Regions from separate parts of the Homo sapiens genome. Here region 1 is linked to region 2. Evidence: chromatin loops called from intact Hi-C (ENCODE). Cell type or tissue: heart left ventricle. All regions are shown on one strand. Links, peaks and the distances in the headings refer to the core of each region. The heading gives the core; the rest is flanking DNA. Region 1 overlaps LRBA (LPS responsive beige-like anchor protein). Region 2 has its middle 79 kb from the start of DCLK2.

Region 1 (5,383 bases), core at 308-5,307, 880 kb after region 2:
CTCTACTTAATATGCATGCTGGATGAAGGAAACACAAAATACTTTTTCACATTACAAACAATTCCCAACTCAATTACTCTCCCAACTATCTTCAATCTAGAACTTTTAAGGCCACAAAACCTTTAAGCAGAGAAATGCTAACTATATAAGCATAGCCGAAGTTAAAAATTAAAAAAAAAAAAGACAAGTGTGCCTATGCTACAGCACAGCAAAAACCTCCTCCAAAATCTTCAGAGCAGTTATTTATTTAACGAAGTTGCTACAATCTACCAGCACTAACTTAGTCTCCCCTGGGGATGATCATCTAAAGCACAATAAATACTTAAGTAGAAAAACAATGTGGAGAAAAAGTAGAAGAAATGTAATATAATTTTTTAAAATAAATACTATGAAAACATATATACCAAAATTAACCTTCCAAGCATAAATTCAGAAACTAAAGGATCACAAACTTTAATTTTACCCTTGGGGTCAGCAAAGCTTTTCTGCAAATGGCCAGGGGGTAAATATTTTAGAATTTGTGGACCAGGTGATTTCTGTCACAACTCAACACTGTCCTTGTATCATGAAAGCAGCCACAGATGATACACAAATAAATTATTGTGGCTGTTTTCCAATAAAACTTTATTTACAGGTGGCTAACTGGATTCCTAAAGACTTCAGTTTACCAACACTTGTTCTACCCCCAAAATTTTCTTTTTAAAATAAACTACTTCTGGTACAAAGAACAAGAGGTAGAACATGAATATCTGTATTCAGCTAAGAAAATAAGCGTGGAAGTTTCAGTTTTGAGTTACGCATACAGCAGAACACACTATGTGACAAACATCCAGGTTATGTATTACTTTATAATACAGATAAAGCAAAAATGGTGTGAGTCACCTGAAATCAAGTCTCCATAGCTTCTTGAATGCAAGCTGTCCAAACTAATTCTCATAATTCACATTAAATACATGAATAATTTAAATAATTTTATGTACAAAAAAATTAATCCTGTTCACTTAATTTTTAAAATATGTACTAGTGGGATTACATTTATACAGCAATTTATGAATAAAAATAAAAGAAAAACTAGAGGACTATAGAACAAAATTACTACTGCAAAGATTTATAAAATAAATAAGTAGAATACAACAGTCCATCTTAGATTTCGGCATACTTACTTTGGGGCCAGATGTTTTAAAAAATAACCCATTGCCTTAAGAGCTTGTACCCTGATTCCTTCACTTTTCGATGCCAGAAGTTTGTAGATAACACTGAATGAATAAAAATTTAAAACAAACTATTTTGAGTATAATTTTTAAATGGAAAGGTTTAAAATATATACTTTTCATATTATTATAAATCTATTTCAAATAATATGGAAGGAAATTTAATATAGATTTCTGTATATAAAAAATCTGCTTATCTCAGGCTAGAGTTCCTTTCAATGAAAACTAAGAAATGAGAAGAAATTGGAATATAAGAAATGAGGTGACTTTTCCATGCACATACTTATATGTAACGTGTGTATCAAGCTAGCTTTCAGATACTTTTTTCCTTCTGCTACAGGCTTGTAAATGTTCTGAAGGTTACCAACTTGTTATTTTAAGTCAGTAGAAAGAAAGCATTTCTAATGGTAGCACATATTTAAATTTCTAAATAATTGTCGCCATGAAAAACAAGACAGTAGGCTAATAATAAATGATTATCAGAAATAATTACAAAAGTAAAAAGATTTACAACCAAAGAACTGCTAAAAATAAATTTCTCATTCAATTCTCAAAAATTATATAGTAATCTAATTTAATTTTTAAAGATCTATGAGGCAGCTGGATGCAGTGGCTCACGTCTGTAATCCCAGCAGTTTGGGAGGCCAAGGCAGGCAGATCACCTGAAGTCAGGAGTTCGAGACCAGCCTAGCCAACATGGTGAGACCCCATCTCTACTAAAAATACAAAAATTAGCTGGGTGTGGTGGCATGTGCCTCTAATCCAGCTTCTCGGGAGGCTGAGGCAGGAGAATCGCTTGAACCTGGGAGGTGGAGGTTGCAGGGAGCCGAGATCATGCCACTGCACTCCAGCCTGAGCAACACAGTGAGACTCTGTCTCAAAAAAAAAAACAAACAAACAAAGATCTAGGAAGGCCTTCTGATTTTAGTATAAGTAAAGTATAATGCAACTGAAATTAAACTGATTCATTACAGCATTCCCTTCCTCATAAACATTTAGAACAAGAACAGTAATTAGAAACTCTTATAATTACTTATAAAAATTAAGGATATCAGTATCCTCCTAGATCAAAATTTTGGTGTTTAGTAAGTTAGAAAACATTCTGAACAAAAAGGAAATATCTTCAACCTCTAGTGATCAATAGAAAAGCAGGTATATAAAAAAGAAGTTTGATTCCTTTTAAAACATGAACTAAAGGCATCCAGGTCCATATCACATTGTAACTGCATAATTTTAATTCAAATCTTAGTACAAAAACTTAACAGTCAATCATTAGGAAAATACTAATATGTTGTATGTTTCTTTTCTTCAAGGATTTAAATTCAGCCAAATAAAAATTAAACCTTTTAAAAGAAATATTAATATAATACCAGTTTAAAATCACAATAGTTTTTTGAGTTTTTTTCCCCAAAGATGGCAGATTTGAGGGCTTTAGCATTTCTCAGCCACTTAGAAATAGCAAGATAGTATATAAAAATCAACTGTGAGCTTTAATTCAGGAAGAAAAGCAGGACTCCACCAGAATCATGAAAGGCACCCTAGTTCCCGAGAGCACTTTGTTTCTCCCAAGACCTGGAGCTAACTGGGAAAGAGGTATGGAGATACTGTGAGGGAAAGACACCAGGAAAAGTTGCAGGGACCAACAGCAGGATGCCATTTTGAATTCAAGCACACACAATTCAAACTGGAAATCTGGCAGTGTGGCTGTGCAGGCATGCCAGAGATTAGAGTCCCTGCTTTGGAGCCAGAATTGTGAAAACTGCCTCAGCAGTAGGTGTTATAATTGTACTCTACCCCGTCGCAGGCCTGGGGTGGGAGGAAAGCTGCTACAGCTGCAATATCTCCTGGACAACAAGACTTGGCAGGCAGAGGCAGCTTGGTGACCTGGAACCAGTCTGCATGTGTCATTGCTGGGTGCTCCAGCCTGCTACCCTGACACTGTGGTGCAGCAGGGCCCTCTCTGCTCCACTCTCAGGCAGAAATCCAGACATTCAAGCCACCCCACCCTTCGTAGACACAGATCATAGCACTGGACCCTCTTTGCTCCATGCCCAGGCAGATCTCCAGGCAACTGACGCACCCACTCCCACGGACTAGCAACCTGAGCCCTATTCCACGTGGTGCAGCAAGATGCACAGGCAGATCTCCAGGCATTAAATGCACTTGCTTGCCCAGATTGGCAGCCTGAGCCACCCCACTCTTCCTTTGCAGAGATCCAGGTTCAGAGGGGTCCTCTATGCTTCATGCTCAGGGAGATCTCCAGGCATTCAGAGCAGCTGCTTGGCTACTCCAGCAGCCTGAGTCACCTCACCCCTCTGTGCAAAGATCTTGGTGCAAGGGGGAACCTCTCTGCTCCATGGCCAGGCAGATTTCCAGGCATTCAGACTACTCAGTCACCTGGAACAGCACCCTCTGCACCATTCCTATGTAGAGATCCTGGTACAGGGGGCCCTCTCTGTTTCACACCCAAGCCTATCTCCAGGGATTCAAAATAACTGCTTGCCTGGTTCAGTACCCTGAGGTGTCCCACCATTCCGGTGCAGAAATCCTGGTGTAGGAGACCCTCTCCATTTCACAGCCAGTAGATCTCCAGGAATCTGGAAAACCCATTTTTCCTGGATTAGGAGTTTAGGCCATCCCCATTCCCATGCAGAGAACTTGGGGCTGAGGTTTCCCATCACTATTTTTTGTGCCCTTCTCCAGAGCATAGAAGGGAGCTCAGACCACCATGCACTACACACATCAGCTTATTGCCTGAGGCAACAGAGAACTTCTCCCACTAAACAAGGGTCAAGTATATACCCAGCCACATTGGCCAAAGCCCACTCTTACTCATAACTGCCATCCAATGGCTTGTAGGTTGAACTGCACAGCCCAATATAAAACCTGCTGACGGAAGTGTATAAAGCTACAGAAGCAAAGCCAAAAGGCCCTACCCAGCATTCTCTATAGCCACACCCCCTATGAAGACAGGGAAAGAGAAAGAAGACAAAAAAATAATAATAACATTACAGAGAAAGAAAAAAATCTTAAAAGCATGAAAATTATTACAAAAGTTACAAGTGTCAGCATCTCCAAAGAAGGAACCACCACAAAACTTCAGACACCATGAAAAATCTGAGTGTGGTGACACCATCAAAGGATCACACTGGCTCTCCAACCATGGTCCATAACCAAAATGGAAACTCAGAAGAATTGACAAATAAATAATTCAAAGCATGGACTGCAAGGAAGCTCAATGATATCCAAGACAATGTTGAAAATTAAAAGAAACTTCTAAAGCAATCCAGGAGATGAATGGGATTAAACATCTTAAAAAGAAATCAATCAGAGATCCTGGAATTGAAAAACTCACTTAAGAAATTACAAAACAAGACTGAAAGTTTTATCAGCAGACTGGACAAACCAAAAGAAAGAATTTCAAAGCCTGAAGACCGATCTTTCAAATTTACCTGAACAAAAATTTTCAAAAACAGGTTGAAAAATGAAAAAAAGTCTTCAAGAAATATAAGACTATGCAAAGCAGCCAAACCTATAAATTACTGGCATTACTGAGAGAGATGGATAAAAAGAAAACAACCTGGAAAATATATGTGAGGAAATAATTCAAGTTGCTAGAGATATAGACATCCAAATACAAGAAATCTAGAGAACATCACAAGATACCATACAAAATGAACATCACCACAGCATATAGTCACCAGACTGCCCAAGATCAATATTAAAGAAAAAATCTTAAAGGTAGCCAGAGAAAAAGGTCAGATCACATACAAACAGAACCCCATCAGCCTAACAGCAGACTTCTTGGCAGAAACCACACAAGCCAGGAGACATTGAGGGCTTATTTTCAGTATCCTTAAAAGAAAATAAATTTAGCCAAGAAATTTCATATCCACCCAAACTAAGCTTAATAAGCAAAGGAGAAATAAATGTTTTTCAGGCAAGCAAGCATCAAGGGAATTTGTTACCTACAGACCAACCTTACAAGAGATCCTTAAGGGAGTTCTAAACACGGAAATGTAAGAACAACACTTACTACCACAAAAATACATGTACGTAGCTTGCAAACCTTATAAAACAACCACACAAAAGAAATTACAAAGCAACCAGCTAACAACTTCATGATAGGATCAAAATCTCACATATCAATATTAACTATGAGTGTAAATGGT
Region 2 (5,383 bases), core at 64-5,063:
TTTGGGAGGCCTAGGTGGGTGGGTCATTTGAGGTCAGGAGTTCAAGACCAGCCTGGCCAACATGGTAAAACCCCATCTCTACTAAAAATACAAAAATTAGCCAGGCGGTAGTGGCACATGACTTTAATCCCCACTACTCCAGAAGCTGAGGCAGGAGAATCCCTTGAGTCTGGGAGGCAGAGATTGTAGTGAGCCTTGATCGCGCCTCTGCACTCCAGTCTGGGTGACAGAGTGAGACCCTGTCTCAAAAAAAAAAAAAGAATGAAAGAAAAAGTTTTGCTGAAAAGTCATTTTTTCTCTAAATAAGAAGAAACTACTCTTGTACACACCATATCAGTTTTTTGTCCCATAAAAATTTGTGATAAAACTTTTAGGCTGTGGTAGGCTGAATAATGGCCCCCAAAGTTGTCCACATCTTAATGCCTGGAATCTATTAATATGTTATCTTACAAGGCAAAAGAGAGTTAACAGATTGATTTGAATTTAGGGTCTTAAAATATAAAGAGTAGCTCAGATTGTCCAGGTGAGCCTAATGTAATCACAAGGGTTGTTATAGGAAAGAGCAGAAAAGCTGGGGTTGGAAGAGAGGGAGAGAGAATGATTTGAAGATGTTAAGATGCAAGATTTGAAGATGGAGGAAGAGTCCACTGCCAAGGAATGCAGGCAGCCTCTAGAAGCTGGGAAAGGCAAGGAAATTGATTCTTCTCTGCAGCCTCCAGAAGAATGCAGCCCTACTAACCCATTTTGATTTTCTAGTCTCCGGAATAGCACAATAATAAATTAGGGTTGTTTTAAGTTACTAAGTTTGTGGTAATTTGTTACAGCAGCAATTGGAAACAAATACATAGGCCTAATTGGATAAGGTGAAAGCACACACATACACACATGTACACACACACAATCAAACAGGTAATTTTTTTTAACAGGAAAGAAAAACTGAGTGTCATCTACCTACAACTACTGATTTGCTTTGTGGGGTTTATATGCTTGGTGGAGAGGGGGAACAAACAAAATGAGTAGGTTAATAGGTTGGCCAAAATAAATGGATCCCCAGGAAAACTGCATTCTCTATTCAAAAGACCATTGACAATCATTCTTGGATTATCATACCTACAAATTACTGACCCTGCTAAAGCACCACGAGCTGCAGATATGAAAATTTTTGTGCAGTTTCCCTGAGACATGAAAATTATTTGAAGGGTTCATCCAGATAAAATGATTCAAAGTGGCTATATTACACATTCACTTGCTCACGTGTTCACTGTCTACGCCCACACTCCACACAGGAGACAGCACAGTGGCAGTGTCTCCAGGAACATGAGGCTGACCCTAGAGACCAACAATAAGGAAGCCTTGTATTCCTCACTCCTACAGAGGTGTGAGCGTTTCATCTTATTTGAACACTAGCTCTCTGTTAACACTTTGTTGTTGCTGACTCATCAGGCACTGCCTTCCATGTTTGCTCATCTGTGTCATTTGCAGTTTTGAATCCAGTAGTATCTTAGTCTTTGCTCATTTACTCTCTCACACTGCAGTCTCATAGCTACTGAATCATTGTCCCTGAAAGTCCTGCTTCCCTCTACTTCCATGCCAGGTTCTGTAGCTCTGCATGTCTTTCTGGAGCAAGTTTTCTGGTTGTCCCTGTAAGAGCAGTTCTCCGTTCTGAAGCTGCATACTCAGTGATCTGTGCCAGGAGTTGGCAGTTACAGCCCAAGGCCAAATCCAGCCCACTACCTGTTTTTGTAAAGTTTTATTGGAACACAGCCATCCTCTCTTGTTTACAAGTTGTCTATGGCTGCTTTCAAACCACAACTTCAGAGCTGAGTAGTTGTGATAGAGGTCTTATGGCCTGCAAAATCTGAAATATTTACTATGTGAAATATTAAGAAAAACATTGGTGGCTTTTGCTCTATGATTTTATGGCTATCAAAAGAGGGTTTTGACCTTTATTCCATTGGAAGAGACACTTCCTTTCTGTTTAGAGTAAAAATTGAAAGTTGTTCTGGCTGGCCTGGTGGTTCACATCTGTAATCCCAGCACTGTGGGAGGCCGAGGCAGGCAGATAACTTGAGGCCAGGAGTTCAAGACCAGCCTGGCCAATATGGTGAAACCCCATCTCTACAAAAAATACAAAAAGTAACCGGGCTTGGTGGCGCACACCTGTATTCCCAGCTACTTGGGAGGCTGAGCCACAAGAATCCCTTGAGCCTGGGAGGCAGAGGTTGCGGTGAGCTGAGATCATGCCACTGCACTCCAGCCTGGGCAACACAGCAAGACTCTGTCTCGAAAAAAAAAAAGAAATAAGAAATAAGAAAATTGTTCCTTCGTGCTTGCAACACAAAATCACCTGCTGCGTAACAGTGTTACCACTATCCAACACTGTTTGTGTCTTCAGATATTATTGTTTATTCACATAATGTACAACAGCATACAGATTATTAAAAAGTGCTGTGCAAAAAGAAGATATTGTCTTACCAGAGAAAAGGAGCATTGCAGGTTTTGTGATTACCCATGAATATGTATTTTAAAAATCGGTTTTATTTTTATGATAGGAAAAAGGTTTTGTTGATTTGCAGAACTTCTGATCAAATACTTTCAGAACCTGGGTTCCAACTGTTTCCTCCACAATAGCTATTCTTGATAACGTCAATGAGAATTCTATACACAAAGCTGCTTTTCTGTAGCAAGTACCTGTGCATATGTTTTCATAATAATCGGAGCATTTTTGTAATAATTTTTAAACTTATACACAATGACATTGAATCAGTAAGACAAAGTCCTAAATCTTCTCTCTTCTCTAAGAAAACTCCCCGTATTTCAAATGCTGAAAATAGGGATTTTGTTTACTCCAGCCAGCATTATTTATAGATTGCCCAAAATTTGCATTTTTGAATGGGAATTTATAGACCTCCCATTATTTTAGCATTTAAAAAATTATCTAATAAATTCTATAGCATAAAGAACTGTTTGAGCATCAAATCCAGATTCTCATAATGGAAATTATCTGAGCATGTTTCTCTGCCTGGCAGAAGGTGGCACTAGAGTTATGCTTGCAAAACCAGTGCGAAATGTCTGCAGAGGCAGTACTTAATTGGCCAGACTTCAAACAGCGGGCTAGCATGGAAATCAGCATATATACTGTTAGTAGTCTTTGAATCAGAATCAAGGCCATATTAACCAAACTTCTCAGAATCCTCCTCCAAATCCTTCAAACAAGTGTCACTAAATAATCATTCTACAGATATTTATTGAGTCCCTAATACTGCATAAAATACCCTCTCTATGTATTAGTAATACCCAGTAAACAATACAGATATTGAAAGTTATCTGTTAGTGAAAGAGACAGATATAAACGGGCCATAGGCAATTATCTATTTACTGACAATTGTCCTGAGTATCAAAGCAGAGACACAGGTTGCTATGACAGGGTATTAAAAGAGAACTTGACGCAGTTGTGGCAGCAGGGAGAGAAGTCTTCCTTGAGTCCTTCTTCCTGAAAGTGCTTATTCTTCATTTCTCATATGTCATACTTTCTAGGCCCTATTTCTGTTTCCATGCTTAAATACCACTCCATAATTAATTGCAATATTACACTTCTGTTCCATATTCCATTAACTCATCTAGCACTATGTAATTTCCCTTGGCTTTGCAGTACTAGTTTCTTCCGAGTATTCAATAGAGCAGTAGTTCTCACCTGGAGCAAGACCACCCTAGTGGCAATTTAGAAATTTGTGGAGGTCATTTTATGGATTTCACAATGATTTGGAAGGTGTTCCTGGCATTAATGGGTGAGGGCCAAGAATCCCGGGCATCTGACCAGGTGTGGAACCATCCTGCCCTGGGAAACTGACTCTCTCCATCCCTCATGTCTTTCCAATGTCCCATTGGTCATTCATCTACATGAACAGCCTCCTTATACTTATCTCATGTTTTACATGTAAACACAAAGCCTTTTGCATGATTTTCATGCAAACTGAATTTTACAGAAATTAAACAATAGCATAAATTGAAGTAAAACTATACTTTATTTAGTTTGAAACTTTCCCAAAAATTGTTAACCATTTTAGAAAGTTCTTTCACCTGTATTTGAGTCCTGATACTACACGCCTACCCCATTCTGCTTTTCCAGCTGACACATTTATGAAGATTCTGCAGATGAGCATAAGCATCTGACCACTTCATGATGACTTCTAGTATCATCAAGTCAAAGTATTTACTTATTGAAAACCATATTACTTCATAAAAAATACCTGCCTTGAGTTTCTCCTTTATATTAAAGTCAGGGATTTTTTTTTTAATTGGGGGGTATTATGTTTTCTGTGAATTTCATGTCAGAGTAGTAAAGAAGATATTATGTGATACTTTTCTTAAAAAAGACATTGGTTCTGATGGGGAGAATCACAGTAGTAGTGCCTACTAGTCAAGGAAGCCTGCAAAAAGCCACTTCTGGCTTAAAAACCTGCCCCCACATGTTGTCTGTGTGACCATGGGCAAGTTCTTAAACTCATTCCACTGTCTTCATTTATATAATGAGACACCATTAGGACCTATCTCAAGGAAACGTTAAGGAAACAGGAGGATATGAGAGCTAGGGTGACACCATTTTAAAATAACTTCATCCTTGCCAGTCACAACCCATGGTCATAACATGTTTAGAGTTGAGGAAATGGCATAAAGATACCTGCAAGTACATACTCCCACAATAATGGATAGTCAGGGTGTCCTGATACCTATAACAATACATGCTTTCAAGATAATTATAGTTATGCTTTGATGTGCTTACACACTAAAATGCCAAGGATATTGTATTAGTCCATTCTCATGCTGCTATGAAGAAACACCCAAGACTGGGTTATTTATAAAGAAAAGAGGTTTAATTGATTCACAGTTTCTCATGGCTGGGGAGGCCTCAGGAAACTTACAATCATGGCAGAAAGCACCTCTTCACAGGGCAGCAGGAGAGAGAATGAGTGCCGAGTCCCTTATAAAACCATCAGATCTCAGGAGAACTCACTCACTAGCAAGAGAACAGCATGGGACACTGCCCCCATGATTCAATTATCTCCACCTGGTCCCACCCTTGACATGTGAGAATTATTACAATTCAAGGTGAGATTTGGGTGGGGACACAGAGCCAAACCACATCAGATAGTTTTCTTTAAATCAGCAAAACAATAAATTTCATCATGCAGTCAGCCCACCCACACGTATACATAGCAGAGCTTTTATATAGATAATACCCCTATATAAGAAAACCTTAAAGATGAGGCATTCCTCCTCTCGCTTTTTGAAGAATGCCCTATGCTGTATCTGAGTAGCTTTCAATAAACCATCCCTTCTCACTGCACTCTGTGACTCACCTTAAATTCCTTTCTGCGCGAGA

The links. Peaks named below come from ENCODE experiments on the same cell type or tissue, not always from the same donor. Only the 100,000 strongest peaks of a DNase experiment are listed, where the experiment ranks them.
Region 1: a loop joins it to region 2, with 5 times the contacts of the local background. A loop is called at or near these places in 72 of 110 quality-filtered maps.

The regions. Positions count from the first base shown.
Region 1 is chr4:150,871,500-150,876,882 of GRCh38, forward strand. LRBA (LPS responsive beige-like anchor protein) reads right to left here. Exons shown (of 57, transcript NM_001364905.1): 18 at 1,164-1,256. Among named protein-coding and RNA genes, the nearest start is that of LRBA, 140 kb to the right of the region's middle. RefSeq lists an enhancer at 2,732-3,265. In heart left ventricle, for the core only: no CTCF peak of the experiment used is centred there; a DNase peak (open chromatin) is centred at 3,062; H3K27ac peaks cover 1,274 bases.
Region 2 is chr4:149,996,633-150,002,015 of GRCh38, forward strand. No RefSeq gene overlaps it. Among named protein-coding and RNA genes, the nearest start is that of DCLK2, 79 kb to the right of the region's middle. In heart left ventricle, for the core only: a CTCF peak has its summit at 3,023 (motif pointing right); no DNase peak of the experiment used is centred there.